Regions from separate parts of the Homo sapiens genome. Here region 1 is linked to region 2. The links are chromatin loops, found by intact Hi-C in ENCODE. Cell type or tissue: right lobe of liver. All regions are shown on one strand. Links, peaks and the distances in the headings refer to the core of each region. The heading gives the core; the rest is flanking DNA. Region 1 has its middle 14 kb from the start of SMCR2. Region 2 overlaps ATPAF2 (ATP synthase mitochondrial F1 complex assembly factor 2).

The links. Hi-C counts contacts between places; a loop is a spot of excess contacts. Peaks named below come from ENCODE experiments on the same cell type or tissue, not always from the same donor. Only the 100,000 strongest peaks of a DNase experiment are listed, where the experiment ranks them.
Region 1: a loop joins it to region 2, with 2.6 times the contacts of the local background. A loop is called at or near these places in 17 of 110 quality-filtered maps.

The regions. Positions count from the first base shown.
Region 1 is chr17:17,655,068-17,671,620 of GRCh38, forward strand. No RefSeq gene overlaps it. Among named protein-coding and RNA genes, the nearest start is that of SMCR2, 14 kb to the right of the region's middle. RefSeq lists enhancers at 8,036-8,125, 8,616-8,755, 12,408-12,909, 12,910-13,409. In right lobe of liver, for the core only: no CTCF peak of the experiment used is centred there; a DNase peak (open chromatin) is centred at 8,445.
Region 2 is chr17:18,020,787-18,037,339 of GRCh38, forward strand. It overlaps ATPAF2 (ATP synthase mitochondrial F1 complex assembly factor 2), which reads right to left. Exons shown (of 8, transcript NM_145691.4): 2 at 7,829-7,873; 3 at 7,446-7,591; 4 at 5,533-5,630; 5 at 3,838-3,918; 6 at 959-1,071; 7 at 337-452. Among named protein-coding and RNA genes, the nearest start is that of ATPAF2, 10 kb to the right of the region's middle. RefSeq lists a silencer at 1,591-1,754. In right lobe of liver, for the core only: no CTCF peak of the experiment used is centred there; DNase peaks (open chromatin) are centred at 5,755 and 6,655.

The DNA of each region.
Region 1 (16,553 bases), core at 4,530-12,529, 360 kb before region 2:
ATACGCTAGATCACCACTCTGAAGTACAATCTTCCACCAATCCCTTGGGCATGGACACAGTGCAACCAAGTTCTTTGCTACAGCATAGCAAGAGTGACCTTTGCTCCAGTTTCTAATAAAGTCCTCATTTCCATCTGAGACCTCATCAGCTTGGCCCTCACTGTCCATATTTCTGTCAGCATTTTGGTCACACTAGTTAACAGTTCTCTAAAAAGTTCCAAACCTCCCCTCATCTTCCTGTCTTCTTCTGAGCCCTCCAAACTCTTCCAACCTCTAGCCATTACCCAGTTCCAAATCTGCTTCCACATCTTCATGTATGTTTATAGCAACACTTCACTCCTTGGTACCAATTCTGTATTAGTCCATTTCTGTTGCTATAAAGGAATATCTGAGGCTGGGTAATTTATAAAGAAACAAGGTTTGGCCAGGCGCGGTGGCTCACGCCTGTAATCCCAGCACTTTGGGAGGCCAAGGCAGGTGGATCACCTGAGGTCGGGACTCCGAGACCAACCTGATCAACATGGAGAAACCCCATCTCTACAAAGAATACAAAATTAGCTGGGCGTGGTGGCACATGCCAGTAATCCCAGCTACTCAGGAGGCTGAGGCAGGAGAATTGCTTGAACCTGGGAGGTGGAGATTGCGGTGAGCCGAGATCATGCCATTGCACTCCAGCCTGGGCAACAAGAGCGAAACTCAGAAAGAGAGAAAGAGAGAGAGAGAGAGAGCGACAAGAGCGAAACACAGAAAGAGAGAGAAAGAGAGAGAAAGAAAGAAAGAAAGAAAGAAAGAAAGAAAGAAAGAAAGAAAGAAAGAGAAAGAAAGGGAGGGAGAGAGAAAGGAAAGAAAGAAAGAGGGAGGGAGGGAGGGAGAGAAGGGAGGGGAGGGAGGTTTATTTGGCTCACGGCTCTGCAGGCTGGTCAGAAAGCACAGGGCTTGCATCTGCTTCTGGTGAGGGCCTCAAGAAGCCTCTGATCATGGTGGGAAGTGAAGAGAGAGCAGGTGTGTCACATGGTGAGAGGGAGCAGGAGAGAAAGCAAAGGAGGTGCCAAATCTCGTGTGAATTCATTGCTGTAGGGAGGGACCAAGCCATTCATGAGCGATCCACCCCCCATGACCCCAACACCTCCCACCAGCCCCCACCTCATATACTCATATATATATGCACACACACACACACACACACGTGTGTGTGTGTGTGTGTGTAAAATAGGTATATAGGCTGGGCGTGGTGGCTCACGCCTGTAATCCCAGCACTTTGGGAGGCCGAGGCGGGCGGATCACGAGGTCAGGAGATCGAGACCATCCTGGCTAACACAGTGAAACCCCGTCTCTACTAAAAATACAAAAAATTAGCCAGGCGTGGTGCCAGGTGCCTGTAGTCCCAGCTACTCAGGAGGCTGAGGCAGGAGAATGGCGTGAACCTGGGAGGCGGAGCTTGCAGTGAGCAGAGATCACGCCACTGCACTCCAGCCTGGGCCACAGAGCAAGACTCCGTCTCAAAATAAAATAAAATAAAATAAAATAGGTATATATATATATATATATATATATATATATATATACACACACACATTATATATGTGTGTGTGTATATGTGTGTGTATATATACACATATATATACACACACACACACACACACATATATATATATATATATATATATATTTTTTTTTTTTTTTTTTTGGAGACAGGGTCTTGCTCTGTCTCCCAGGCTAGAGTGCAATGGTGCGACCACAGTTCACTGCAACCTCAACCTCCTGGGCTCAAGCAATCATCTTACCTCAGCCTTCCAAGTAGCTGGGACTACAGACATGTGCCACCACATGTGGCTACTTTTGGATCTTTTTTTTAGAGATGGGGTCCCACTATGTTGTCCAGGCTGGTCTCGAACTCCTGAACTCAAGCAATCCACCTGTCTTGGCCTCCCAAATTGTTGGGATTACAGGTGTGAGCCACAATGCCCAGCCCCCATATCTAATATTGGGGATCACATTTCAACATGAAATGTGGAGGGGACAAACATCAAAACTTTCTCACTCGGCCAGTGTATTCATTTTCAGTGGCTGCTGTAACAAAGCAATACAAACAAGGTGGCTTACAACAAATTTATTCTCTTGAAGTTCTGGAGCTGGAGGTCCAAAATCAGGGTATCTGAAAGGGCTGCATTCCCTCCAGAGGCTCTAGGGAAGGATCTTTTCCTGCCTCCCAGCATTCCTTGGCTTGTGGCTGCATCACTTCAATCTCTGCCTTAGTCTTCACATGGGAAGATGTGTGTCTCTGTGTCCTCCCCTGTTTTTTTTTTTTTTTTCTCTTTTTTTTTTTTTTTTTTTGAGACAGGGTCTTGCTCTGTCATCCAAGCTGGAGTGCAGTGCTGTATCCAAGCTGGAGTGCAGTGGTGCGATGATAGATCAGCCTTGAACTCCTGGCCTCAAGTGATCCTCCTTCCTCAGTGGTCTCCCAAAGCACTAAGATTACAAGCTAAATCCAGAATGATTTCACCTTGAGATCTGTAACTAATTATATCTACAGAGACCCTGTTTCTAAGTAAGGTCGAATCCTAACAGTCAGGTTGGACATGAATTTTGACACTATTCAACCCATTACATCCAGGGTCACACTGTAATCTACCCCCTCCCTCTCTCATCTCATCCCCAGCCTTTTCCACCTGGCCAGTGCCAACCTCTGGCCTCTGCTCTTTCCTTGGGGCACCCTCTTCCTTTCAACCCTCTACCCAGTCTGAGCCTGCTCACCCCTCCTGGTATCCTTCCCATGTCTCATGCTCTGCCTCTTCTCATTTGCAGTGGTGACCCCCCCTCAATTCCCACTGCCCCCCTGCATTGACCAAAGTCAAGTGGCCTACAGCCCCTGTCCCTACCTCCTTTTCATATGCTTTCCTGAATAGTGAGTCTGGAAACCTGAAATCATAGTCCCAGACTCCCTTGCAGCTCGGTTCTAGATGTGAACTTGGCTCTGACCATTAGATTCACTGACATGTGTGACCAGAATGCTTTCTGGTGGGAAAGTGTGGGAGAAGCTCCTCCCTGCTGCAAAGGCACGTGTCCCTACAGCAGTGTCACTGGCTCCAGCTGCAGCTTTGTGAGTGGTGAGAGGGTCTCACTCTGTTGCCCAGGCTGGCATGATCTCGGCTCACTGCAACCTCCGCCTCCCAGGTTCAAGCAATTCTCCTGCTTCAGCTTCCTGAGTAGCTAGGACTACGGACACCTGCCACCATGCTCTGCTAATTTTTGTATTTTTTGGTAGAGATGGGGTATCACCATGTTGGCCAGGCTGGTCTTGAACTCCTGACCTCAAGTGATCTGCCCATCTCGGCCTCCCAAAGTGCTGGGATTATAGGCATTGAGCCTCTGTGCCTGGCCAGCTTTTAAGAACAAAGTTTGCACCTGGGCAGTGCATGGCTCATGCCTGTAATCCCAGCACTTTGGGAGGCAGAGGCAGGAGGATCAGTTGAGGCCAGGAGCTCAAGATCAGCCTGGACAATATAGTGAAGTACCACGTCTCTACAAAAAAATTAAAAATTAGCCAGGCATGGTGGCACACACTGGCAGTCCCAGCTACTGGGGAGGCTGAGGCAGGGGGATCACTTAAGCCCAGAAGTTTAAGACTGCAGCAAGTTGTGATTGCCCACACTGCACTCCAGCCTGGGTGACAGAGCAAGACCCTGTCTCCATAAATCAATCAATCAATCAAGGTCGCACAATGTCTTTTTAGATACGACACCAAAGGGACAATCTGTGAAAGAAAGAATTAGTAAGTTGGACCTCATTAAAATAAAGAACTTCTGCTCTGCTCTACAAAAGGCTGTCAAGAGAATGAAAAGCCAAGCCAGAGACTGGGTGAAAATATTTGCCACAGACATATCTGATAAAGGGCTGTTATCCAAAATTTATGAAGAACTCTTAAAACTCAACAGTAAGAAAATGAACAATCCAGTTAAAAAATAGGGATGGATGTGGTGGCATACTGCTGTAGTCCCAGATACTAAGGAGGGTAGGGCAGGAGGATTGCTTGATCCCAGGAGTTCAAGTTCAGCCTGGGCAGCATAGCAAGACCCCATCTCTAAAAAACAAAAGATCTAAACAGACACCTCACCCAAGATACACAGAAAGCAAAAAGGCATATGAAAAGAGGCTCAACATCATACATCATCAGGTTAATGCAAATTAACACAACAGTGAGAGCCTCTACACACCTATCAGAATGGCCAAGATCCAGAATGCTGACAACATCAAATGCTGGTGAGGATGTGGAGCCACAGGAACTCTCACTCATGCTGGTGGGAATGCAAAATGATACAGCCACTTTGGAAGACAGTCTGGCAGTGTTATGGACTGAATGTTTTTGTTCTCTCAAATTTCGTATGCTGAAGCCCCAGCCCACTTTGTGACTGTATTTATTTGGAGACAGGGCCTTTATGGAGGTGATTAAGGCTAAATGAGATCATAGGGATGGGGCCCCAATCCAATAGGATGAGTGTCTTTATAAGAAGAGACATGAGAGCAAGCTCTGAGCTGGCTGCCTCTCTCTCTTCCCCACCCCACCTTGTGAGGACAAAGCGAGAAGGCAGCCATCTCTGAGCCCAGAGAAGAGCTGCGGGATTAAACCTACCTTGCCCACACTTTGATCTTGGACTTCCAGCCTCCGGAACTGTGAGAAATAAATTTCTGTTGTTTAAGCCACAAAGCCTGTGGTATTTTGTTATGGCAGCCTGAGTTAAGACACGCAATTTTCTTACAAATGAAACAGATTCTTACCATGTGATCCAACAGTCATGCCTCTTGGTATTTACCCAAATAAGTTGAAAACATATATCCACAAAAAACCCAGCACACAGATGTTTATAGCAGCTTTTTTCATAGTTGCCAAAATTTAGAAGCAACCAAGATGTCCTTCAGTAGGTGGATGGATAAATAAACCGTGGCACACCCAGACAATGAAATATTATTCAGCGCTAAAAAGAAATGAGCTAGTAAGCCACGAAAAGACATGGAGGAATATTAAATGAATTTTACTAAGTAAAAGAAGCCAATCTGAAAAGGCCACATACTGTGTGATTCTAAATATGTTACATTCTGGAAAAGGCAAAACTATGGAGACAGTAAAAAGGTCAGGGTTTGTGGCCAGGGCACAGTGGCTCACGCCTGTAATCCCAAAACTTTGGGAGGCCGAGGTGAGCAGATCACGAGGTCACAAGTTCAAGATCAGCCTGACCAATATGGTGAAACTCCATACTACTAAAAATACAAAAATTAGCCGGGCGTGGTGGTGCATACCTGTAGTCCCAGCTACTCGGGAGGCTGAGGCAGGAGAATTACTTGAACCTGGAAGGTGGAGGTTTCAGTGAGCCGAGATTGTGCCGCTGCACTCCAGCCTGGGAGACAGAGCAAGACTCTGTCTCAAAAAAAAAAAAAAAAAAAAAAAAAGTCAGGGTTTATGGGGAAGATGAATAGGCAGAGCACAGAGAAATTGCAAGGCCGTGGAACAAGTCAGTATGACCCATGGCATTATAACTACAGATGAACAACACCAAGAGGGACCCTAACCTAAGCCACGGACTTCCAGTGATAATGATGTGTCGATGTAGGTTCAGGACTGGAACAAATGTACCATCTGGCGGGGGGTGCTGACAATGGGGGTGGGGAGCTGTGCACATGTGGGGGCAGCAAGGACATGGGAAATCTCTGCAACTTCCACTCAGTTTGGCTGTGAATCTAAAACTGCTCCAACAAGAAAGAAAGTCTATTAAAAAAAATACATACATACATAAAGAGCAAAAGTTGATTTCTTGCTCATGCTACGTCTGACCAGGGAGCAGGAAGACACTACATGGTGCAGCCAGTCTGGGTCCAGGCTGACTGAGATTCTGTTTTGATGGGGTCTCACCAGCTCAGGGAAAGGAAAGTGAAGAATTGCACACCAACTCCGGAAGCTGCTTCCGGGAAGTGACATCCTCATTTCTGCTCACATTTCATTGGCCAAAGCAAGTTACAGACAGCCTTGACCTTGAAGCGCGTGAAGAAGCGCACTTCACCTTGGCTGGTGCCAGGAAGGAGAACTGGGGTGCTCATGCCCTCCATGGACCACCACATTCTGCTAAAAACACTCAGCATGGTGTGCACTGAGCCCTGCCTCACACACATGCGCACGTGCACACACACACACACACACACACACACGAGCATACGCACACACCCCTCCTGGTCAAGCCCCTGACGCTTTTGCCTGGTCTTTCCTCAGCAGCTGAGAACAAGGGCCCTCAGTTTTGGATGCGAAGCATTTCCAGATCGGTTGATCAAATATTTACTGAGAAATTACCAGCTGGGCACAGTGGCTCATGCCTGTAATCCCAGCACTTTGGAAGGCCGAGGCAAGTGGATCATCTGAGGTCTGGAGTTCAAGACCAGCCTGGCCAACATGGTGAAACCCTATCTCTACTAAAAATACAAACATTTGCTGGGCGTGGTGGCATGCGCCTATAATCCCAGCTACTCAGGAGGCTGAGGCAGGAGAATCATTTGAACCCAGGAGGCGGAGGTTGCAGTGAGCTGAGATCGCGCCATTGCACTCCAGCCTGGGCTACAAGAGCAAAACTCCATCTCAAAACAAAACAAAAACAAAAACATAAACAAAAAAGAAAATAAACTACTATATTCACGGCAAAGACAGATTAAGGACAAGGCAGTTGAAAATGAAATGACAGGACCTGAAGAAAAGTGTGTTTCCCAGAGCTGCTCTCACGAGCTCTCCGGGAGGTGGGAGGGTCACTCAGCCCCAAGCTTTGTGAGATGTTGGGTGTTGGTGTGTGGCCAGGTATATTTACGTATAATTTACATACAATTAAACTCATCAATTTTTAGCATACAATTCTATGGATTTTGACAAATGTGTCAAATCACATAACTGCCTCAAGCCCCCTTGTGGTCAGGTCAGCCTTTTCCCCATCCCCAGTTCCTGGCAACCGCTGATTAGTTTTCTGTCCCTATCATTTTGTCACTCCCGGAATGTCACATAATAGAATCCTGCAGCCTACAGCCTTTCAAGGCTGGCTACTTTTGCTCAGCATAATCCACTTAAGATTCACTGATATTTTTGTACGTACCAGTAGCTTGTTCCTTTTTTTTGAGACGGAGTTTCACTCTTGTGGCCCAGGCTGGAGTGCAATGGCACGATCTCAGCTCACTGCAACCTCCGCTTCCTGCGTTTAAGCGATTCTCCTGCCTCAACCTCCCAAGCAGCTGGGATTACAGGCATGCACCACCAAGCCTGGCTAATTTTGTATTTTTAGTAGAGACAGGGTTTCTCCATGTTGGTCAGGCTGGTCTCAAACTCCTGATCTCAGTGATCTGCCCGCCTTGGCCTCCCAAAGTGCTGGGATTACAGGCATGAGCCACCGCGCCTGGCCATTTGTTCCTTTTTATTGACAAATACTATTTCCTTGTCTGGACATACCGCATGTTGCCTCTCCATTCATCAGTGGATGAACAATGGGCTGTTTTCACCAGTGCACTTGCCTTGGAATCCACAAACTGCAAATGGCAGTGGCCTTGCCCATCCCACCCACACCGCTGCAGTGCGCGGCCTGCTCGTTGGGCCACAGATACATGAACCTCCACCTGCCTCAGGGCCTCTGCACTTACTGTTGCGATGCTTGCGATGCTCTTCCCATGACTCTGGCCTCCTTCCTCAGAACCTCTGCTCATAAGTCACCTCTCTGACCACCCTGTCCTCAGTTTCCACCCCATCACTCTCTGTGCCCTCCTCCTGCTGTTCCTTCTCCCAGCACCCACTGGAGTCTCTGGTTTTGTTTGCTTGTTTGTGTATTGTCCATCTCCCACCAGACTGGAGACTGGAGACCCTCAGCGGAGGAAGTCTCTGTTCATGGCTGTATCCCCAGGGCCTGACACAGAGTGGACTCTAAATATGAGTTGAGTGAGCAGCTGCTGGTACAGGATCACAGGAGGATTAAATGAAATAGCGAGTGTGAGTGCCCTTTGCAACCTGCTGTGCTTATTGAGGGGGAAACAGGCTGAGAAAGGTGCAGTGACCAACCCAGGGCCACCAGGTCAGAGCGATAGACACCCAGGCCTACACCCCTCCCTGGGCCACCCTCCTGTCCACCCTGCCTCAGGGCCAGCGTTCCTAAGGCACATTACACACACACACAGCCCACAGACACCCAGACCGCACACACAGCTCAACACCACACACAGACAAACGCCCTCAATGCAGACATGCCCAGCCTTGCACACACAGGAAGTCCACACACAAACACCAGCACACTGCCTTGAACACGCAGGAATAGCATTCACACGCCCATCCCCCTACACAAACACACAGGCCACACCCACACGCCAAAACACACCCCCAGCGTCAGACCTTGATGACTGACAGCCCAGGACTCCAGTGGGCTTGCGTCGCCATAACAACAGACGGCTCCGAGTCTTGGGCTGTGAGTGTGGTCGGGCTGTGAGTCACAGCTGCAGCAGACGCTCCGCAGAGCAGGAGCAGCCTGGCCCAGTGCGGACTCCCCAGTGCCAACCTCTTATGGACGCAGAGTGGACCCTCTCAGATGGGTGTGCAGTGTCCATTAGCATTACCCACAGGAGGGATGTGGCCCTCAGGTGTCCCCTGTGTGCCACACACTGGCGTGCGCCCAGAGCTTCACACACATTTTCTTGCTTAATCCTCGTGGTGTCCTCACCAAATCAGTGTGGCCAGGGAGACCATTTTACAGATGTTGAAACTGAGGTTCAGGTAGGGGAAGTCCCTTGCCTCACTCAGGTCACACAGTGAGTCACCACCAGGCCTGAAATTTGAATTCAGGTCTACTGAACCATGAAGGGTCCTCTTTCCACTGCCCTGAATCCAATCCAGGGGAGCTCCCAGCTGTGCACACCATTTCCAGACAAGAGCAATAGATTATCAGCTCTCACTTGCACCAGAGTTGGTTCTGCCCTTGTAGAGCTCCCTTGGTAGGTAGTGAGATCCCCATCATGAGCAGCATCCAAGCAGAGACTGTCATAGCTGCTATGGAGAAGCATCAAGTATCAGGGGACAAGGGGTTGGACCAGACGGCCTGGCTTTGAGTTGTAAATGACAAAAAAAATTATTGGCAAACAAAACAGGAATATAAAAGCTTCAGGAACAGCTGGATCCAGCTGTCAGATGTCATCAGGAATCTTCTTCTGGATTTCCCCTTCCTTGGGGTTCACTTTCTTCTCAGAATAACCTTCCCTAGCCTAGGGTAGACCTCACAGCTGCAGGCTTACATCGGTCGTGGCCCCCAAAAGCAAGCTTAATAGATGTTTGTCAGATGAATGCTAGAAGCATGATAAGGTTGCGGGTCTCAGTCTAAGTAAATCCCAACTTGACCTCTGGGAGTCACTCTGAGGAGGCGCAGTGCTCATTCCTGTGTGCCAAATCCCATCATCTCTCAAACGTCGTATGATTGAGTTAGATTGTACTATGCACTTCACAGACATTAACTCATGGAAATCCCAGGCAGCCCTATGCAGTGGTCACAATCTCCATCTCATGGACGGGGACACAGGGTCCCAAAGAGGCAAAGTGTGGTACCTGAGGTAGGGCTAGAGCCACACAGTGCCTTACCAGGCTGAGATCAGGAGGCCGTACCTCTGAACGAGGGCAGGACTGTTCTTCACAGGCAGCTTTCCTCCAAGGAGGCAGAGGACGGCACTGGCACGTTCACTCAGCAGCCAACATTGGCAAGCACCCACTCTACCCCGTGGCCCGGGGTGCCACTGCCCATGGAGCTTGGAGGTGCCAACTGCTGCCAGTGACCTTGGGTAAGTCATTTTGTGCTTGATCCTTGCATCCCCATCTGTAAATGGGCAGGTCACCCCACTCAGAGGGGCAGAACTCATGTCAGTGGTTGAACGCTTCTGGCAGTACAGCCCAATAGAACTTCCTATACCAGGTCCCACAGGGTGGCCACACACCGCTCCTGAACACCAGAAAGTGACTAGTATAATAATAACAATTTTAAAGGCCGGGCGCGGTGGCTCATGCCTGTAATCCCAGCACTTTGGGAGGCCAAGGTAGGCGGATCACAAGGTCAGGAGTTCAAGACCAGCCTGGCCAACAGAGTGAAACCCTGTCTCTACCAAAAATACAAAAATTACCCGGGTGTGGTGGCATGTGCCTATAGTTCCAGCTACTAGGGAGGCTGAAGCGGAAGAATCGCTTGAACCCGGGAGGTGGAGGTTGCAGTGAGCTGAGACCGCACCATTTGTACTCCAGCTTGGGTGATAGAGTGAGACTCTAAAAGAAACACACACACACACACACACAATTTTAAGTTTTATTTCTTTTAAATTGATTGAAATGTACCTAGCTACACGTGGCTAATGACAACCATATTGAGCAGCAAAGCTCCAGGGTTCTAGACAAACAGCAGATATTAATTTTGGTTTTGTTCTGTTTTACTAACCCCACCCCATGCTCCAGTGCAGGCAGCCTGGTCCCTAGCTTGTCTCAGAGAGCTTTGCTGGCCTCCTTTGCCAGACCCGGTGGCCAGACTCATCATGGCCTTGGGACCTTTGTGTGGCTCTGGAGAAGAAAGAAGCTCCCAATAATGGCTGAGATTCAGTTGCCCACCAGCCAGCAGGATAGGGGCTTAGAACAGGATGTAAGATGATTTAAAGAAAAAAAGGGGCTGGGCGTGGTGGCTCATGCCTGTAATCCCAGAATTTTGGGAGGCCGAGGAGGGTGGATCACTTGAGGTCAGGAGTTCGAAACCAGCTTGGCCAACATGCTGAAACCCCATCTCTACTAAAAATACAAAATAATTAGCCGGGCGTGGCAGCCGGCGCCTGTAATCCTAGCTACTTGGGAGGCTGAGGCAGGGGAATCGCTTGAACCCGGGAAGTGGAGGTTGTAGTGAGCCGAGATCACACCACTGAACTCCAGCCTGGGTGACAGAGTGAGATCCATCTCAAAAAAAAAAAAAAAGAAAAAGAAAAAAGGAAGCTGGCTGTTTCTGGCACACCTGGGTTTTCCACTGGGTCTATACCAGGTGCACAAGTGCCTACTCCCCACCTCTATACCCGCACAACCCACCACGTGGACATGCACCAAACACACCCCCCAGCTGTGTGTGGACACAAGCAGCCAACACATGCTCTGTGGCTTACTCCTCCCATGCTCCTGGGCCTGGGCTGAGGGTCCAGCAGTTCACAGAACATCCACGTGGTCTGGGCTTCCAGAGCCTGTCCATCCTCCATCCCCTCTACCTGCCCAGGATCCCCGGGCCCCTGCTGGCCTACAGGAGTAAATGGCCACCTGCACACCCTACACACTCACGCCCAGCTCTGGATGGACATGAGGCAGGGCGAGGTCTGGGCGGTAGCCAGGAAATCCTAAGCTGTGAGTGTTCGTTCCCTGTTGCTGCTGTAAAGAGTTACTACACATGTCGGGGCTTAGAACAGCAGAAATGATTCTCTTGCAGTTCTGGAGACTGGGTGTCCAAAATCAGTATCACTGGTCTCGAGTCATGGCGTCTGTGGGGCTGTGCCCCCTCGGAGGCGCCAGGGGAGAACCTGTGCAGGGCCCCTTGCAGCCTCAGCCAGCTGCCCTGGTGATCCCTGGCTGTGTTTGCATCACTCTGGTCTCTGCCTCGGTGGCCGCGCAGTCTCCTCCTCCGTGCTTGTGTTGTCGAGTCTCCCTCAGCCTCTCTCTGTTGTGGACACTAGGGACAGCATTTAAGGAACCCCTAGATAGCCCAGGATCATCTCCTTATCTCAAGACCTTTAACTTTGCACATCTGCAGGAGCCCATTTTTTGGCTGTAAAGGGGACACCCACACGTTCCAGGGATGAGGACCTGGATATCTTTAGGGGCCATTTTTCAGCCTACCATCATGAGCCGCAGACACTCCGTGGCCAGCTCCCAAACTTAGCTCTGGCTGTGGGGCCGGGTACAGTGACAGACCTGAGACCCCATCAGCGCTGACACCATAGGCCCCAAGAGCCTGTGACCATGGCTGGTGAGAGCTCCCCAGAACAGTGGGGCTCTCAGAGAAGTAGAGTGAGGAGCACAGAGAGACGGATGGGTAGGTCCTGGGAGCAGGAAGGTATGAATTCAGGGGAGGCACACCGTGGCCTCCAAGCTGGGCCTCCACAGTGTCTCACTTCATCTTCCCACAGCCCTTGACAGATTAGGAAACCAAGGCTCACAGAAGCAACAGCTAAGTCCTCTGTGCAGCTTACCTCTGAACGGCCCCACAGAGAAGCTGTTAGCAGCTCCAAGTTACAGGGGGAGGAAGTGCCTGCTCAGAGGTGATGTGACTTGCCCAAGGTCACACAGCAACAGGTGGCAGGGCAGAAGCATGAGCCCTCTGGCTGACTCAAGCACCCACCTTCTTGGTGCCTCACCAGGTTCCCAGAAGCCAGAGGGTGAGCTGGTTTTGGAGAATGACCAGGATTTGGGGAAATGGAGAAGGAGGGTAGATGAACTTTGAGAGCTGAGTGGATCAATGGGATTTTTTTCTGGCTTTGGAGGGAGGTGACCTCAGCGTGGGGGTCAGTGTCTCTGCTATTGGGCAGGTTCCTCCTCTCAGGGGCCCCAGAACAGACTCCAACAACGTCCATCCCAGCAACAGGTGGGGGTCTTGGGAGGGTTATGTCTAAAGGGCTGTGTTCACCCCACAGATGACTCTCAGGGGCCTGCCATGGCCCCTCCCTCCTTGGTTTTTTCTCCCTTTTGTCTGCTGCCCCCATCCCACAGGCCCTGGAGGGCAGCAGGAAGGAGAAGGGCAGGGGTTGTGGCATGGCTGAGTGCACCCTCATTTCTAGGGACTCAGGAGAGCAGAAAGAGCTGAGTGCCCCCCAGGAGCAAGCCAGGAAGGGGCCATTCTTGCCTCCAGCGGTGGCTGGGAGCTGGCCCCATCAGGAATGGGGTAAGGCTCCAACCAGCAGCCCTGAGACCCCAGCCTGGCCCTCTAGGGCTGCACACAGAGTTGCACACACCCCACCCACGTGTGTGGACAGATGCACACCCCTCCCTCCTTACACCTGGGCCTCTAACAACAGTTAGATGCCACAGAGGGCCTGGGCACGCCATCTGTTGTTCAGGCCACACCCTGCTCTTGCTCAGGTGGAAAACTCTGGAGTGTCCTGGGCTCCTCTCCTCACCCCACGTCAGAAATTCTTGTCTATTCTACCTTCAAGGTATATTTGGAATTGGAATCTTTTCATTGCCCACAGCCCCACCCTGGCCAGGGCCCCCTGGATTCCCAGGCCTCCTGCTCCTGCCCTGGCCCCTCTCAGCAGCCAGGGTGCACTGTGAGGACCTAGGGGAGATCCCAGCTCTCCCTGAAGGACCCCGTCACTCAGGGTCTGAGCCAGAGGCCCCACTGTACACTGTGGCCACCCAAGCTGGTCCTGACCCTCTCTGTCCTTGCCTCCTGCTCTCTGCCCCCATGCATTGCTCTTCAGCCCCACAGGCCTCCCCACTGCTCCCGGCACACTCCTGCCTCAGGACCTTTACACCTGCTGTCTCCTCTTCCCAGCTCCCCACACATCTGTCCCCTGCCTCCCTCAGGTCTCTAGAGGCTCTAAGACCACCTTCTCTCACCTAACTAACAAGCTGCTTCCCCCTCCCACCCCCTCCCGCACCCCCTGGGACACTCATCATCCATAGCTCCTATATTTACCTTTCTATTTTGTCTGTCTCTCTCCTGCCCCAGATACCCACTAGAATGTTGGCTCCATGAGGACATGGATTTGTGTCTGCTTCAGTCACTGTTGCACCCCTACCCAGCCCAGCATCCGGGGCATTGCAGGCTCTAACACCTGTGGAGGGAAAGAGTGCAGACAGAGACAGGCAGGGGCAGGTGACCTGTACACACTCAAGGCCTAGCGGGGCACTGGCACAGCTGCACATGCCCACACCTGCGCACACACACGCACACGCGCGCGCGCACACACACACACACGGGCCCTGAGCTGAATGCCCTTGGCTCAGTGGGGCCTTGGACGACAGTCTGGCCCTGGCTCTTGGGCAGCTGGAGTCTTTGTCCTCACCCAAGACTGCCAGCCCACCCCAGCTGTGGCTGCTGATGCCCCAGATGGGCCTGCACTTCTGAAGAGAAAGGACCAGTTTCCTGCAGCCAAACCTCCAGTGCAGACCACAGAGCAGCCACGGCATCTGAGCTCCTCTCTCCCTCCCGCCTCTGCATCCCTGACTCATCCCCCACCCCAGGGAGGCAGCCTAGGCCCAACTGCCCCACTGAGCAGAAGGGAAGGCTGAGGCAGGAGGCTGAGCCAGCCAGCTGCCCCCGTTAAAGGAGAAGCAGATAGACGTGGCTTCCAGCCCAGCCCCTCCCTGGCTCAAGCGGTCACCTCCCAAACAGTCTGACCGCAGTCTGTGGGGGCTCCCTGGGCACCCTTGAGCCATGCGTGTGCAGCCAGTATGCACACTCCCGCCAGCCGGCCCCTCCAGCCCAGCTTATCACTGATGACTTTCCCAACAGAGATCGATAGAAAACCTTTTATCTCCTTCCCCGTGGTGGCTCAGACTCAGGCCTCAGAGCAGAGCTGGCTCCTGTTACTATGGTGACCCTCAAGGACCTCACTGACTCCCTCCCATTCACCCCCATCCCCACTCCCTCCTCCCTCCATCCTCCCTTCCCCTCCCCCACTCCCACTCCCTCCCCATCCCATCCTCCCTTCCCCACTCCCTGCCCCAGCCCCTCTCCTACTCCCTCCCCACCCCCATCCCACAGCCTGGGATCAATGCTGGTTCCCTACAGGGCCTGCACACCTCCCGGCTGCTCATGGCTGACAGGGAGGGGCCTGGGGGGCTCCTTGCACCCACCCAAGCCCCATCTGCTCCTGGTCTCGACCTTGCCAGTCCCCCACTTTCATGCCAAACTACAGCTCCAGTGCCCGATTGAGGCCTCCCACCTGCCCACACCGTCCTCAGCATTCTGTAACTGCTCACTTATATCAATGAGTTGTTTCCCCCTCCATACAGACAGATGGCACCCCTCCATACAGGGCTGCTGGGAGCTGTGAGCATTACATAAGCACAAACCTATGTTGAGTTTGGCCTGTGGCTGATGCTCAAGATATACTAGCCATTGTTAATAAGCCTCAATTTGTGCATTTATTAAATAGGTATAAAAGGTATTATGGTTGTAAAGATTAAATGAGAGACAGACACAAATAGTTTAGCTCACGGCCTGGCACGTTCTAAACACTACATCCATGAAGGGACACACAGCCTCCCTTCTTCCTTAGCCTCCTTTCTTCCTTTGTTCTTTGAAGGTGTTTAGGTATGGGGAGGAGGTGGGAGGAACAGGTGCATCCCCGCCCTCCATGGAGGCTCCATAGCCTTGGCCTGCAGCATGCAGGCCAAGGAGAACAATGCCCCATCAGGGTCCAAGTAACCTGTGCCCTCTCTCTGCCCACAAAGCTATATTGGTTGTGCCTCACTTTGGCGGAGGCCAGATTTTCCTCCCATGTTACCCTTGCCTTCCTGCCTGGAGGCCGGGGCTGCTCTCTTCCTTCTGCCTGGAATGCCTTGCCATACGGCCAGCCCCACAATCAGGGAACCATCTTCAAGGGAAGTGCTATGGCACCGAGATCTGGAGCCAGACCCCCCGGGTCCACATTGCAGCTGTGCCACTGCTACCCTCTGAGGCAGCTGCACAGAGGCCTCCCAGGACCCCACACCCTCATCCCCGGAGCCTACCAGTGCTCCCTCAGGTGGCAAAAGGGTCTTTGCAGACGTAATTAGATTACGGATCTTAAGATTGTTGCAGGCTATCTGGATGGGCCCCAAATGTAATCACAAGTGTCCTTGTATATAAGAAAGAGGCAGAGGGAGCTTCGACTGAGAGGAGGAGCTACGCCGATAGAAGCGGAGGTTGCTGTGATATGAGGATGGAAGCAAGGATTCTCCCCCAGAGCCTCGAGGAAGAGCCAGCCCTGCCCACACCTTGACTTTGGACTTCCGGCGTGCAGAACTGTAAGAGAATAGATGTGCATTGTTTTAAGCCACTGGGTTTGTGGTCATTTGTTCCAGCAGCCGCAGGAAGCACACACACACGCTGCCTCCTCTCCTCATCTGTAAAATGGGGCTGGTTCAGGACCTCCCCCCCGGGTTCTTGGGAAGCATAAGCGAGTTGGAAGGAGCAAAAAGCTTAGAAAAGTCAGGGATACTATTTTTTAAATTGCTATGCCACAGCGATTTGCTGAGGAAGACAGCATTCCTCCTGCCTTCAAGAAATTCGCCACCTGGAGCAAGGGAGACTCACAAAGAATCATGATCCCAGAGGCTGTTAGAGGCTTGTAGAGTAGGCCTGGGCACACTGCCCAGGGAGCGGGAGCCTGATTTGACCGGGGGGCCTGGGAGGGCATCCTGGAGGAGCCCACTCTTGAGCTAAGCCTGGAAGGATATGGAGGGAGGAGCCAGACAGAGCAAGAGGGGAAGGGCATCTTGGGCAGAGGGAACAGCACGTGGGGCTGCTCAGAGGAGTAAGGGAAGAGGTAGTTGAGGAACCTGCAAG
Region 2 (16,553 bases), core at 2,896-10,895:
TCCCACGTCAGCTTCCCAAGTAGCTGAGACTACAGGTGCTAATTTTTGTATTTTTGTAGAGAGAGGGTTTTGCCATGTTGCCCAGGCTGGTCTCAAACTCCTGACCTCAAATGATCCATCCTCCTCAGCCACCCAAAGTGCTGGGATTACAGGTGTGAACCACCATGCCAGGCCTACTTGACAATACTTCTGCTGGTCCTTGATTTTGATTTCTGCGTGTACATAAAAGTAATAAAAGCCAAGTATGCATAACTATATTTCAGATGGGTTAGCTGCTCCCCCAAAGTGAGTCTGAACTAGGAAGGGGGAGGCGGGACCTGAGGTGCTGCTCCTCACCTGGTACTCCTCCTCCAGGCGTGACAGCAGCACGGCCTGCTCCACTGTCAGGCGCAGGTCAATCAGGCCCAAGGTTAGCACCATGGACTTGAGCTGGGCAGCTACAAACTCAATCCCTGCAGGGACACAAGCCAAGTCAGAACCCAAAACAGGGCAGCTGCCACAACCTACCCCTTGTGAGTCCCAGCAGCCCTAGCAGAGAACAGGAGTGAGTGGTGCAAAGAGCCATCCAGCGATTGTCCCACTCTTCTGAAAGAGCACTCTGGTCTTCCCTGGGGGTGATCCTCCTCTGCTCTTACCTAGTGAGACACATGACCCGAACTTGGCAAATCAGAGCTTTCCGCACCCAGTCTAGTGATTGGTTCATGGATGGACATGTGACCCAAGCCAGGGCAATGAGATTGAACTCAAGACTTCTGCTGGCGAAGTCGAAGGTGGAAAGGTGTGAGCCTAGAGCGTAGAGTGATTGGCTAGCATCAGAGCCACCCAGCCTCCACACTCAGCTAGCCCAGAACACTCTGTGCCTCTCCACTCACAGGACCTGGGGAGGGGCAAGTACAGGCTTCAGACACTGATGGCCTTCACAGCCACCTGCCAAGCCCACAAGAAACTCCATACATGCCTTGTAAAGCCCATGTGTTGTAAGATGCCAGGTGGCTGACGAGCACCTCCCGAGTTTTGGCAGGGATGCTGGGTCCCATTATGCTGGTGGAGGAGCTGATCTCCACGCCGTATCTGAAAGGAAAAGGGCTTCGGCATGTCTCTGTCATGCTGTAGCCCAAGAGCAGCCCACCTTTTGACTAGAAACAAAGGCCTAAGCTTCAGAGCATGTGTGTGCATTGGCCAAGGAGCTAGTCTTGACTACAGGAGCAACTGCCACCATGGTCAGTGGCCTCCCGACCTGATTTTCTGTCCCTCAAAAGCAAACTTGGAGGACCAAGAAACTGTGCTGAATGAAGGGATGGTTCCTGAGTCATGTGAGCTAGGGCTCGGTTATACGCAGCTGCCTGAAATGCTCATTCATTCACCTGGAATCTCCATCAAAAGGCCATCTGCCTTTTACATCTCTTTAAAGTTTTTCACATTTGAGGACATATAAAAGTTAAAAACAATATTTAAAATGGTTTTCCTTAAAATAATGTTTATGTCATATATCATGGAGGTTTTCTTTTTTATTGAGACAGGGTCTCGCTCTGTCACTCAAGCTGGAGTGCGCTGGCATGATCTTGACTCACTGCAGCCTTGACCTCCTAGGCTCAAGCGATCCTCCCACCTCAGTCTCCCAAGTAGCTGGGACTACAGGCATGTGCCACCACACCTAGCTAATTTTTTTTGTAGAGACAGAGTTTCACCATGTTGCTCGAGCTGGTCTCAAACGCCTGGACTCACGCGATCTGCCAACCTCAGCCTCCCAAAGTGTTGGGATTACAGCCATGAGCCACCATGACCAGTCAGCAGTCATTTTTTCAAACTTTTTTTTTTTTTTTTTTTTTTGAGATGAAGTCTTTCTTGCTTTCTACCCCAGGCTGAAGTGCAGTGGCATGATCTCGGCTCACTGCGACCTCCGCCTCCTGACCTCTGCGCCTGGCTGAGAAGATACATTTTCAAGAATAATCATAACTAAATAAAACAGAAAAACACAATGGGGGATAAAAATAATTTTTGTAATTTTCTTCCATATATCACTGATTTTTTTCTGTTGCTTAAAAAAATCCGGCTGGGGCCGGGCGCGGTGGCTCATGCCTGTAATCCCAGCACTTTGGGAGGCCGAGGCGGGCGGATCACGAGGTCAGGAGATTGAGACCATCCTGGCTAACACGGTGAGACGCCGTCTCTACTAAAAATACAAAAAAAATTAGCCGGGTGTAGATGGTGCATGCCTGTAGTCCCAGCTACTTGGGAGGCTGAGGCAGGAAAATGGCATAAAACCTGGGAGGCGGAGCTTGCAGTGAGCTGAGATCACGCCACTGCACTCCAGCCTGGGTGACAGAGCGAGACTCCTTTCAAAAAAAAAAAAAAAAAAATCCTGCTGGGTGCAGTGGCTCACACCTATAATCCCAGCACTTCAGGAGAATGAGGTGGGCAATCACTTGAGGTCAGGAGTTCGAGACCAGCCTGGCCAACATGGTGAAACCCCATCTCTACTAAAAACACAAAAATTAGCTGGGCGTGGTGGGCGCCTGTAATCCCAGCTACTTGAGAGGCTGAGGCACGAGAATCGTTTAAACCCAAGAGGTGGAGGTTACAGTGAGCCAAGATCGCATCACTGCACTCCAGCCTGGGCGACAGAGCGAGACTCCATCTCAAGAAAGAAAAAATAAAAAATCCTTGCTGAAATTCCTAATAGTACAAATGGACTGTAAGAAATGGCTAAGTTTTTCTATAAACTCTTAAGGATGAGGTATTTCCTGCCACAAGAATCTGATGATTTTATACTATAGCAAAGATCTCTAGGCACCTAAATTATTATTACATTTCATTAGATTCTGAAATGACACTGTTTTGTCACATTCCCACATAGTATTGTAGTCTGGTCTTTAGAGCACTGCCTTTGCCTTCTCTTTTAAGACCCAAGGACACCTGCCACATTGTGAGCATCGGGCAGCATGTGGCAAATCAGTGAACTGATTGGTAACATCACTTTTGTGGAAAACTGCTATACCAAGAAATGTGCCTTGCAAGCTTAGAAAATACCACAGTCAAGGTAGTACCATGAAAGCCAGCCCTTCCAAATTTCCCTTGGGATCAAATGAAATTGAATTTATTTTGCCACCACATCAATAATCCATTCAACTTTGCACTCAAGAGTCTTCCTATTAAAGAAAAATATTTCATATCAATTCCTGGAAGCTACATATCCATTGGATGTTACCCGTAATTTTGCAGGAAGCTATCCAGACTTTTCTCCAAGTGCATACATATCGTATATGTTGTTCTGTTATTTTATTTAATAGTACAGCAATTGTGACAAAGATTAAAATCACTGCCAAAATTTGAACATTTACTGTGTGCTAATAAGCAGGATGCTAAGCCTTTACATGCATCAATTCATTTATTCCTCCTCAAACCCTGAGAGGTAGGGATTATTAGCCCCATTTATAGACAAGAAAATTGAAGCTCAGAGAGATCAACTCATTAGCCAAGTCACACAGCTGAGTCTTCAGCAGAGCTGGGATTCAAACCGACACTGCTGCTCTGACCCGCTGGCAGAAGGTGGCCTGGGAACTCCACTGCTTCTCCAAGGACACAGAGCTGCCCCTACACTTCATGAACCGCTACAGCAGGTGTGCTGTACCTAGTGGCTGAAATTAAATTTGAGGTGCTTTTTTCCCAGGATGACCCTATCCCTGATCATATGAGGGGAGCCAAATCCCACGAGTGCTCTGAAATCAGAAAGCTGACTAGCTAAGGGCACTAGTTTTCCAGCGTGACCCCCTGACCCCTACACTCCACCAAACGCAGGTGCCCAGTCAGTGCTTTCTGCAGGGCTGTACATCTTACCTTTTCTCAGCCCATTCGATGATTGGATCCCACTCATTCCTTTGAAGTTCCACTAATGTCTCGGGCTCCTCCACCCTGTAGCTAATTCATTGTAAAAATAACCTTCATTAATAAAAAAGTACAATTCCTTCATTCAGTGATAGAAAAGGAAAAACACAAAGGACAACAGCAAAAACTTCACCACCACCATCCCAGCCCCACAAGTCTTTTCCCCTAAAGCAGTGGTTCTCAAAGTGTGGCCCTGGCACCAGCATCGCCTGGGAACTTGTTAGAAATACACATTCTCAGGTTGCATGCCTACAGAAATCAGAACCTCTGGAGGGGGGCCCAGCAATCTGTTTTAACAAGCCCTCTAGGGGATTCTAGTGTAAGCTTGAGTTTGAGAACCACTACCCTAAATGCCCCCAAATATTTGACAGGTCCAAGCTTGCCACACTGTTACTGCCATCCTAAAGCAGATCCAATCTACTAACTGCAACCCTGGGTCCACACCCGCTTGACCCAGATGCTGAATGGGAATGCTGTGCCAGATGCTCAGTCTTTGCATCTCTACCCTCACCCCCTCCAAGAGACTGTGCCCCTGGTCACAGACCAAATAGCCTGTTTATACCTCATAAGTCCACCCACCTCCTGGCTACAGATGCAGCTGCTGGCACAGATGCCAGACCTGATGGGACCAAGCTAGAGGTCAGGCTGTGCCATTTGTTTGACCAAGAGACACAGACATGAGCCAGTTGAGAGGAGCTGAGCTGCAGGGCCTCATGGGATGGGAATCCAAGTGGGCACTATGGAAATCCACTGTCTTGTGTAAGCAAAGTGGGGAAGAGAGGTCATGAGTTATGCAGGAAAAGCTGGGGTGCTGGGAGGGGCAGATGGACAACCAGCCTTTCCTCCCTCACCTTCCTCTCACCCTAGTAGGGCACAGGGAGGAGCTCTGACATTGGATCTTCCAGCTACCTTTCCTGGTGACCCAACTGTCCTTCATTTCCTGTCAGGATCCCTGTATAGTTTTCAAGAATCCCCTTTTTGTCTGAGCTAGGTTGAATGGGTTTCTGCTCCCTGCAATCAAGTGAACCCTAATATAAATGGAGTGGGCGTTCCCACTAGCTATGGGTCACCCCCTTCGAAAGCACGCCTCCAGCCATCAGTGCTGACTTCCTGTGTCATCGTGAGATGACTCAGGATCCTAGAGCACTTGGGCTAGCAGGCACGGTGCTGCTCAATCATTTCCATTGTTTCTCAACTTTCCTTTGGCATCACTGAACAATTAGCCAAGAAACATAGACACAGAGGAGAATTCAGAACTGGAGAAGGACACTCCTAGTTATCAGCATCCATAGTGCCAAGGATGCTTTACCTGAGAAAGTGTCGGTGGGCAGAAGTTTAAGGTCACAGGCCCCCCTAGGCCTAAGGGGCCTGTGGTCACGGCACCTGCAAGAGCTGCATAACCACCCTCCCAGCCTAAGGAGCAGCTTCTGGGCTAGAGAAGAGGGGTGGCCATGTTCTGACACCATTGTAGCCCGAGGAGTCCTCCTCCTAAGGGGCTACAGAGCAGCCAAGTGCCAAAGTCAAGTGGGCCACCTTCCTTGTCCTTGCAATAAATGGAGAGGGTTTCTTCTTCCACTGATAACCATCTGGGCAAATCAGGAAAAATAGCCTCAATCCAAGGGGAATGCCCATCTAAATGTCCATTACCAGATGGTGTCGGTGTCCAGAAACTTCACGGCTGCCCGGATCAGCTGATCCTTGTTTCTCTGGGTTGGGTTGTCCAATGATGTGTTGCACAATGTGGTCTGAATCAAAGGCAAAAACCACCCTGTCACTGCCTGCGGGGCTCAGGCAAAAGCCCTGCTTTCCTGAGGACACCACATCTGACACATAGCAGACAGCACCACAGCACAGCCCTCCACCAGAGGCGTCTGCATTACCGGAGCAGCAGCACAGCTACTGAGAGTGTGCCACAACCAGGCTCCATGCCAAATGCTTTGTGTTGACGCTCACAGGACTCGAGGGAAGCTTGCAGCAGCCCCAGGATTAGTGAACCTCCCCCATGGTCACATGCCTTTTATTACCAGGCTCTAGTGTATTTAATTTAATCCTCACAACAACCTTTTGGAGTAGGTACTATTATTATGTCCATCTGGGATGTGAAAACTGAGGCCCAGACAGGTTAAGTACATTGTCAAATACAGTTAATAAGACATGTATTAGTGATGGAGCTCAAATCTGACTGGAAACCTTTACCAGCTGCCTCCCTTACACCTTAGAAAGTAGGGAAATAGCCCATGCAAATCGGGATCAAGATTATTTTTTTCGGCCAAGTGTGGTGGCTCACGCCTGTAATCTCAGCACTTTGGGAGGCTGAGGTGGGCAGATCACCTGAGGTCAGGAGTTCAAGACCAGCCTGGCCAACATGGTAAAACCCCATCTCTACTAAAAATACAAAAATTAGCCTGGCATGGTGGTGGACGTCTGTAATCCCAGCTGCTTGGGAGGCTGAGACGGGAGAATCGCTTGAACCCAGGAGGCAGAGGTTGCAGTGAGCCGAGATTATGCCATTGCACTGCAGCCTGGGCAACAGAGTTAGACTGTTTAAAAAAAAAAAAAAGATCTTTTTTTTTCCAGACTTACCTTGTCAATAATAGGCTGCTTAGGTTACCCTATTCGTTTGTAGCCCTAATCACCCTAATTTCACTAGGTTGTCAAGGACCAGGCCAACCACCTCAGCAGGCTGTGATGTTGGGAGGAGGCCCACCTGGGTTTGCAAAGGTTGAGCACAGCAGCGGCTGGGATGATAGCAGCTGACTCCTGTATTGACTGAGTGCCCAGTCAGTGCTGGGGACCATGCCAAGGGCTTTCTTGCATCATCTCATCTCATCCTGACCACAGCTCCGTGAGGTGGGTACTATTATCACTCATCTTTAATCGGTGGGGAATATGGGGCTGCGAAAGGGGTAGCAACCTGCCCAAGGTTACAGTTTAGAAGCTGCAGAGGCTGGACCTAAGAGTGTAGCTGGGCCCTTCCTTCCCCAGGCAGCCTTGGTGCCTAGGCGAGCCACTTTGGTGTGGACGAGGGGGCTGGTTCTATAGGGAGTCTTCCTCACCTCACCCATCTGCCTCCAGTGGATCTTATATTCAACTAATATTTACTGAGTACCAACTAAATTACCTGCTAGTGGCTGTCCAGACACTGATGAGTAAAACAGACATGGCTCCTGCCCTTCTGTTGCTTACCAGGCAGTGGAAGAGACAGACAATAAATGTGCAAACATAAAACAATTATAAATTGCCTAAGTGCTGACAAAACAAATGGCCAGCTGCTGTCATAGAAAATAAGAGAGCTGGGCAGTCAATGAAGGTGACATCTGTCCTGAAACCAAAGGAGAAACCAGCCATCCAGCACAGTGTTCCTAGGAGAGAGAGCTGCAAGTAGCCGGGCCAGACAAGGAAAGAGTTTAGCACGTTAGTGACTTGAGAGGAGGTGAATCCCTGGGGGCCAGACAGGCAAAGGACCAGCCCCCAGGGCCTTGTCGGAATTTGGTAAAGGGTCTACCCTACGAAGCCCTGGGTGGGTCTCAGGGTCCAGGTTCACACTGTGAACTTGTTACCAGGTGCATGGTGTAGTACTTGATGGTATCCTGCTGGGAATCCCACTCAGTAGCCACTGCAATGGCCAGGGCCTCGCTGGGGACGGTAAAGAGCTTGGCTTGGGGAGTTTTCAGCTTCCTGTGGTCCAGGTTTATCTCAAAGCCACCTTGAAAGATCAAATGAAAAACTCTCAGGGATTTGTTAAGTGGAATCAAGTGACCATTCCTATATTTAGCCACTTGAATTGGTGCAGACAAAGCCAACTCTGAGTCCCTTACAGAAATATATCTCACAAAAAGCAGGAAGGATAATCGCACCATGAAACCAGCTGAAGATGAAAAATGTTCCCAACCATTCACAAAAAAAAAAAAAAAAAGAGGCAGTCAAAATTTCAGACACTCACCTTCACCCTGTGTGATGCTGACATTCTGATAAAACCTCTTCCTTTCTGTAAGAAAGATTTTTCAAAGAGGCAGTTTAAAATAACGTTGAGACAACTCAGGAAGCGACAGGACCAGCTTGTATCATTACTGCTAATGTTGATTGATTGGCTTGATTTTCATATCCCCATTCAAGGTCTGCCCTACTCAACACGGTATAATCAACCGCTTCTGATTAAAGCTGGGGGAAGGGAACATCTGATCTCCAGGGAGAAGGGAGGAACAGAACATGCTGGTCATACCTCTGCCAGCCCCGCAGCCTGGGGACAAGTCTGATCAGGAGCATCTCGGCATGCTCTCCCACCCTCCCCACCACCAGTGCCACCTCATGCCAGCACAACGAGTTCAAACCTAAAGTCGGTGTCTGAGTGGGACAAAGCTAGAGACCCATTTCAGGCAAGACTCTGATGCCTCTAAGGAGTGAGTGGAAAGCCAGTGTGCGTGCGCAGGGTGTGCGTGTGTGATACATCGGCAGGATACAGAGCTCCCAAGGGCATTTCCCATCCCCTCTCTCCAATTAATTAACCTAATTAACCAGCTTGCTTGTGTATCCAACAGGAACTCCAAACATTTCCTTCAAGAATGGGAAAATCTATGTCCTTTGTTTTCTTTTGAAAATAACTTGAATAAAATCTTACATGAAACAGTCTCCTTCTTTTACCCTGGAGGGATTAACAACCAAGAGCACTTCTAAGGAATTATGCAGATTCCCTCAACTGATAACAAAGAAGTCACATTTTGGAAGCTATAAGCTATAACTCAGTCTCTCACATCTGTGACAAACACAAAACTTTCATTCATTCATTCGTTTGTTCACTCGTTCATGTGTTCACTGAGTTCTCAAAGTCTTTGGAGACCCTAACTGAAGTTATTTATTGGAAATAATGATGCAGCATGTGGAAGAAAAAAGAGTAAATCATTTGCTTTATTTATTTATTTTATTATTATTTTTTTTTTGAAATGGCGTCTCACTCTCTTGCCCAGGCTGGAGTGTAGTGGTGCAATCTCAGCTCACTGAAACCTCCACCTCCTGGGTTCAAGCGACTCTCCTGCCTCAGTCCCCTGAGTAGCTGGGATTACAGGCATGCGCCAACACACCAGGCTAATTTTTGAATTTTTAGTAGAGGCAGAGTTTTGCCATGCCAGCCAGGTTGGTCTCGAACTCCTGACCTCAAGTGATCCAACCCGTGAGCCACCATGCCCGGCCAAATAGTTTGCCTTTAACGCTAAAAAAAAAAAAAAAAAAAAAAAAAGGCTGGTCGCAGTGGCTCATGCCTATAATCCTAGCACTTTGGGAGGCCAAGGTGGGAAGACTGCTTGAGGCCAGGAGTTCAAGACCCAAGCTGGGCAACATGAGACCCCATCTCTACAAAAAATACAAAAATGAGGCCGGGCGCAGTGGCTCACGCCTGTAATCCCAGCACTTTGGGAGGCGGAGGCGGGTGGATCACCTGAGGTCAGGAGTTCGAGACCAGCCTGGTCAATGTGGTGAAACCCCATCTCTACTAAAAATACAAAAATTAGCCAGGTGTGGTGGCACATGCCTGTAGTCCCAGCTACTCGGGAGGCTGAGGCAGGAGAATCGCTTGAACCCGGGAGGCAGAGGCTGCAGTGAGCTGAGATCACGCCACTGCACTCCAGCCTGGGTGGCAGAGCAAGACTCCATCTCAAAAAAAAAAAAAAAAAAAAAAAGAAAAATTAAAAATTAGCTAGGCATGGTGGCACATGCCTGTAGTCCCCAGCTACTAGGAAGGCTGAAGCAGGAAGATTGCTTGAGCCCAGGAGGCTGAGGCTTCAGGTGAGCTGTGATGGCACCACTGCACTCCAGCCTGGGCAACAGAACAAGACCCTGTCTCTTGGGGAAAAAAAAAAAAAAAAAAAAAACAAGCTTAAGTTAAAATTTCATTAATTCAAATAGACCATGAAAATTCAGGAGAAATTAGTATGTGTGCATGGACAGGGAAGGGTAATGGAGAAGTGGGCAACTGGTTTTACTCCAAATATTTTTTTTCTTTTTCTTTTTTTTTTTTTTTTGAGATGGAGTCTCACTCTGTTGCCCACGCTGGAGTGCAGTAGCGCGATCTCAGCTCACTGCAAGCTCCACCTCCCAGGTTCACGCCATTCTCCTGCCTCAGCCTCCTGAGTAGCTGCGACTACAGGCGCCGCCACCACGCCTGGCTTTTTTTTTTTTTTTTTTTTTTTTAGTAGAGACGGGGTTTCACCGTGTTAGCCAGGATGGTCTTGATCTCCTGACCTCGTGATCCACCTGCCTTGGCCTCCCAAAGTGCTGGGATTGCAGGCGTGAGCCACCGCGCCTGGCCTTTTTTTTTTTTTTTTTTGAGATGGAGTCTCACTTTGTCGCCCAGGCTGTAGTGCAGTGGCGCGATCTCGGTTCACTGCAAGTTCTGCCTCCTCGGTTCACACCATTCTCCTGCCTCAGCCTCCCGAGTACCTGGGACTACAGGTGCCTGCCACCACGCCTGGCTAATTTTTTGCATTTTGTTTAGTAGAGGCGGGGTTTCACCATGTTAGCCAGGATGGTCTCGATCTCCTGACCTCGTGATCCGCCCACCTCAGCCTCCCAAAGTGCTGGGATTACAGGCGTGAGCCACTGCGCCCAGCCTACTCCAAATATTTTTATGTTTTCCCATCATATCAGTTTTCTATAAATCTCATTTGCTATCACTAATACTTACAGACAGAGGGCCCAAAATTGCATTCCACATTTGCACTTACTAAACTAAGGCCCAAATTGTTTTCCCACAAAAATATGTGTGTGTCTACCATGTGTCTTGGCACTTGGGATACAAGAGTGAATAAAATAGACAGAGTTTAAAGTGTTTTTTTAGGCCAGGCGCGGTGGTCACGCCTGTAATCCCAGCACTTTGGGGGGCTGAGGCGGGCGGATCACGAGGTCAGGAGATTGAGACCATCCTGGCTAACACAGTGAAACCCCATCTCTACTAAAAATACAAAAAATTAGCCGGGCGTGGTGGCGGGCGCCTGTAGTCCCAGCTACTTGGGAGGCTGAGGCAGGAGAATGGCGTGAACCCGGGAGGTGGAGCTTGCAGTGAGCTGAGATCGCACCACTGCACTCCAGCCTGGGTGACAAAGCAAGACTCCATCTCAAAAAAAAGAAAATAAAGTGTTTTTTTAGGATCAGATCTGTCCACCAAGATGATGTTGTCTTACTATGGCACCTTCATCTGAAATCACAACACTGATTATCTCATACGTTTGACACTAAAATTAGAAGTTTACAGCACCCTACTGCTTTTAAATTTCTCTACATGCTGTCCTGGTCATATCCAAATGGCAGGCTAGACATGGGTCTGGAGGCCTCCTTTCCTCTCTCAGGTCTGGAGTGAGGTAGACCATGTCCTTTGTGTTTTCCAATGCAACAGGCTGGGCTGCATGTATAAAAGCCAGGCCAGGCAGGAAGTTGGGAAGGGCTCTGAAAGCTCTGACTCAACACTGGGGAAAGGGTCTTCCCATGTCAGCAGGAAGAGCCAGCAGAGTGTACAAATGTACAAGAGTGAGCACTCTAGCATACTTCCAGGCCCGGTCTGGGAAGTGAACCCAAGAGACCTGGGGCAGACGAACAGACTCAAGGCAGGAACTGCCAGCACAGGGCTGAACCTTCAAAAGCTCCTGGGACAGCCAGGTTTCCCAAGAGGGAAGTCTTTTTTCTGTTTTGTTGGCCAGGCTCACTTCTGTAACTGAATAAGAAAAAACTAGATGGGAGTGGGATAGATGGAGGGCAGGGAAGAAGCCACCAAAAATTTCTCCAAGCAGAAGAAAACCATGCAGAAAATGAGACGGCAGAAGGGCAAAAGAAGCCCAGGGGCCGCCAGGCCTCAGATTAGAAGGCAGGTGCACATAGATGTGTTTTAGCCAGGGGCTCTCCTGAATGACCCACTGACACTTGGAGGGGCAAACGTGTCTTGGAACAAGCTTTGGTGAGTACTGATCATGTTCCAGGACATACAAGTCCTGGGGATGGGACATGTGCAAAGCTCATCTCTGCACTCTCCAGCCATTTACTGTCTAGTAGGAATACAGACACTAAACCAGGCAAACAATAAGGTGACTTCTGTGATGGGGCAGGCACGTGGAACGATTAGTCAGAATTAAATTGCAACTTGAAGGTGAGGCAGGAGGTACCAAACTTTCTGATTGATTCAATTTTTTTTTTTTTTTTTTGGCAGAGCAGGGCTGTGGAAGTAGTTTCCAGATGAAGAAACAGGTTGCATGAAGGACCAGGGTTTCTAGAGAGCAGTTGTGGACTAGACAGATGGTCAGAAGGAGAATGCAAGATTCTCTAAGATGCTAGAGAGGGCAATGGGGCCACATATGGGGGACATGTAGATCACTGCAAAGACAGCAAAGGGAGCCAAGTAAAGGCTCCACACAGGCATACAGGAACTTGATCTGGGGCCGGGCATGGTGGCTCATGCCTGTAATCCCAGAACTTTGTGAGGCCGAGGGGGACAGATCACTTAAAGCCAGGAGCTCAAGAGCAGCCTGGCCAACATGGTGAAACCCTGTCTCTACAAAAAATTAAAAAATTGGCGAGGTGTGGTATTGCCTGCCTGTAATACCAGCTACTCAGGAGGCTGAAAATCAGTTGAACCCAGGAGGCGGAGGTTGTAGTGAACCAAGATTGCGCCACTGCACCCCAACCAGGGTGACAGAATGAGACTCTGTCTCAAAAAAAAAAAAAAAAAAGAACATGATCTGGACAATTCGTTTGGGGGATCCATGTTCCCCAACAATGTCACATAAGACAAAATGTGAGACCACCAGAAACCTATGAAGCTTCCATGTTCTCGGTGAATACATGGTTAGCAGACATCAATGGTAACCCTGTCTTTAAAGATGAAAAAAATCAGCCTAGCTTTGTAGGATCATGCAGAACTGGCCTTTCCTTTAGAAAGATTACCAGCCTCAGGAACCACAACTCCCACAGTGCACCAAGAAGAGGAAGTACTGGTTTCAGAGCTGTCTCAGTGCCTTTATCTTTTAAAACAGTGCCATCTGGTGGGCCTTAAACCTTAAAGGTGAAATTCTAACTCCAGGGCCATCTGTAATCCTAGGGCGGCTCTAACCAACTCTTTTCAGGTATCAAAATTCTTCAGCCCAAATACATAAAGAACTCTTACGACTCAATAACAAAAAGACAAATAGGCTGGGCATGGTGGCTCGAGCTTGTAATCCCAGCACTTTGGCTGGCTGAGGCAGGTGGATCACTTGAGTCCAAGAGTTCAAGACCAGCCTGAGCAACATGGCAACACCCTGTCTCTACAAAAATACAAAAATTAGCCAGGCATGGTGGCACGTGCCTGTAGTCCCAGCTACTCAGGAGGCTGACATGGGAGGATCACCTGAGCCTGGGAGGTTGAGGCTGCAGTGAGCCATGAACACACCCCTGCACTCTAGCCTAGGCAACAGACCGAGGCCCTGTCTCAAAAACAACAACAAATAACCCAATTTAAAAATGTTCAAGTCTGAGAGACCGAGGTGGGAAGATTGCTTGAGTCCAGGAGTTTGAGACCAGCCTGGGCAACATAGCAAGACCCTGTCTGTACAAAAAAATTTTAAAGTCAGCTGGGCATGGTGGCACACACCTGTAGTTCCCAGCTACTTTGGAGGCTGAGGTGTGAGGCTCGCTTGAGCCCAGGAGGTTGAGGCTGCAGTAAGCTGTAACTGAGCCACTTGCACTACAACCTGGGTGACAGAGCAAGACCCCCTCTCTTTAAAAAAAAACAATGGTCAAGGGATCTGAATAGACGTTTCTTCAAAGAAAATATACAAATAGCCATTAAGCACGTGAAAAGATACTCAACATAATTCATCAGAGAAATGCAAATCAAAACCACAATGAGATACCACTTCAAACCCTTTAGGACAGCTGTAATAAAAAAGACAACAACAAGTGTTGAGATATAGAGAAACTGGACCCCTCAAACACTGCTGGTGGAAATGTGAAATGGCACAGCCACCTTGAAAAACAGTCTGGCAGATCCTCCAAAAGTTAAACAGAGTTACCATTTGACCCAGTAATTCTACTCTTAGGTATATGTCCAAGAGAAATGAAAACATATGTCCACACAAAAACTTGTACATGAATGTTCATAGTAGCGTTATTCATATTAGCCAAAAGGTAGAAACGACCCTGTGTCCACCAATGGATGAATGGATAAGTAAAATGTGGCATATTTACACATACAATGGAATATTGTTTGGCAATAAAGAAGAATGGAGTCATTGATACATGATACAAGGTGGATAAAACTTAAAAACGTTTGGTCATGGTGGCTCACTCCTGTAATCCCAGCACTCTGGAAGGCCGAAGCAGGAGGATCACTTGAGGCCAGGAGTTTGAGGTCAGCCTGAGCAAGACCCCATCTCTACAAAGCACTAAAAAGCTAGCCGGGCATGGTGGTGTGTGCCTGTAGCCCTAGCTACTTGGGAGGCTGAGGCAGGAGGATCACTTGAGCCCAGGAGTTTGAGGTTACAGTGAGCTGTGATCGTGCCACTACACTCCAGCCTGGGCAACAGAATGAGACCCAATCTCTTAAAAACAAAAAAAAACAAAAAAAACCCAAACTTTAAAACATTATGCTAAGTGAAAAAGTCAGTCAAAAAAGACCACATTCTATTTATATAAAATGTCCCAAACAGGGAAATCTATAAAAGAACAAAGGAAAGTAGTAGTTGCCAAGGGATGGAAGTAGTAAGGGTGGATGATAGCTAAAGGGTGCAGGTTTCTTTTAAGGGTGATAAAAATGTTCTAAAATTGATTGTGGCAATGGCTGTACAATTCTGTAAATATACTAAAAACTATTATATTTACACTTCAAGTAAATGAATTGTATAGCAAGTAAATATCTCAATAAAGCTGTTAAAAAAATCCTTCAGGCCAAATGTATAACATTTAGCAAACTTTTTCTGCAAAGAATCAGATAGTAAATATTCTAAGCTTTGCAAGCCATACAATATCTGTTCCAACTATTCAACTCTGCCACTGTAGTGAAAGTAGCCATAGATGATATGTAAATGAATGCATGTGGCTGTGTTCCAATAAAACTCTATTTACAAAAACAGGTGGCAGGCTGGACCCTGATCTACAGACTACATAATCTCCCTCAATCCACACCACTATTCTATGAGGATGACAAGGCAGCTAATGCCTCGGAGGTGATAGAGAAGCTAAACATCTTGTCTTGGTGACAGACAACTGGTAAATAGCAGAGACAAGACTTCTAGCCTTGACTTCATCAGGCAGTTGCATTCAGCCAGATACGCTGAATAGATAGGTTTCTCCAGAACACCTGCCACTCTGGGAGTCAATAGACCTCTGATAAGCTGGTGCAGAACTAAACTGCCACAACAACCTCATATAGGTCTTCTTGTTGCAATATCTCCTTCTCCAACACCTCAGTGACCCTTTCGTAAACTCCTCCTCTCCTTCTGATAACCTTCAATGGCATGGCCATTCCTAAGTGGCCAAGTTCAATCAGCTTGCTGACTGAAGTGTTCATTGAGAAGAACCCACTGCGGTTTAATCTTCTACTACTTCAAATACGCACAAATATCTCACAACTGGTAAGGTCTTTAGAGAGAACACGTGGGGGTCGGGGGCCGGGCGCGGTGGCTCATGCCTGTAATCCCAGCACTCTGGAAGGCTGAGGAGGGTGGATCATGAGGTCAGGAGATCGAGACCATCCAGACTAACATGGTGAAACTCCGTCTCTACTGACAATACAAAAAAATTAGCCAGGTGTGGTGGTGGGCACCTGTAGTCCCAGCTACTCGGGACGCTGAGGCAGGAGAATGGCGTGAACCCGGGAGGCGGAGCTTACAGTGAGCCAAGATTGCGCCACTGCACTCCAGCCTGGGTGACAGTGCAAGACTCTGTCTCAAAAAAAAAAAAAAGCATGCATGGGCCTGATTTATGCACCTCCCTTCTCATTCATTCATTCCTATTTTCTTTCACATTTGACTACCTACCATGTGCCAGGTACTTCCAAGAGCCTAACTAGTAAGTTTAGGCTTTTTAAAAAGGAAAAGAAGGCAGTAGATCAAGTGCCACCATTATGTAAAGTGAGCATCCACAAATCTAAATTAACCCTTTGTGGTCAGGCATGGTGGCTCACGCCTGTAATCCCAGCATTTGGGAGGCTGAGGCGGGAGGATCACCTGAGGTCAGGAGTTCATGACCAGTGTGGCCAACATGGTGAAACCCCATCTCTACTAAAAATACAAAATTAGCCACGTGTGGTGGCGGACACCTGTAATCCCAGCTACTTGGGAGGCTGAGGCAGGAGAATTGCTTGAATCTGGGAGGTAGAGGTTGCAGTGAGCCAAGATCACACCATTGCATGCCAGCCTGGGTGACAAGTGTAAAACTCCATCTCAAAATAAATAAATAAATACGTAAATAAATAAATTAATTAACCCTTTGCTTTTTGCCAACTTGGTGAACTCCTGAATGTGTCCCCTTTGCTATGCCTCCCTGGGATGCCCTTCCTTTCTCTTCTTTACTGGCCCTTCATGGCCCATTTCCAGGCCCTTCCCCTGAGTCCTGCAGGTGAAACTTCAGCTCCCTGCTGCATCCAGCCCCCTTCCCCATTTCTATAAAGTTATAGAACTTGGCTGGGCGCGGTGGCTCACGCCTGTAATCCC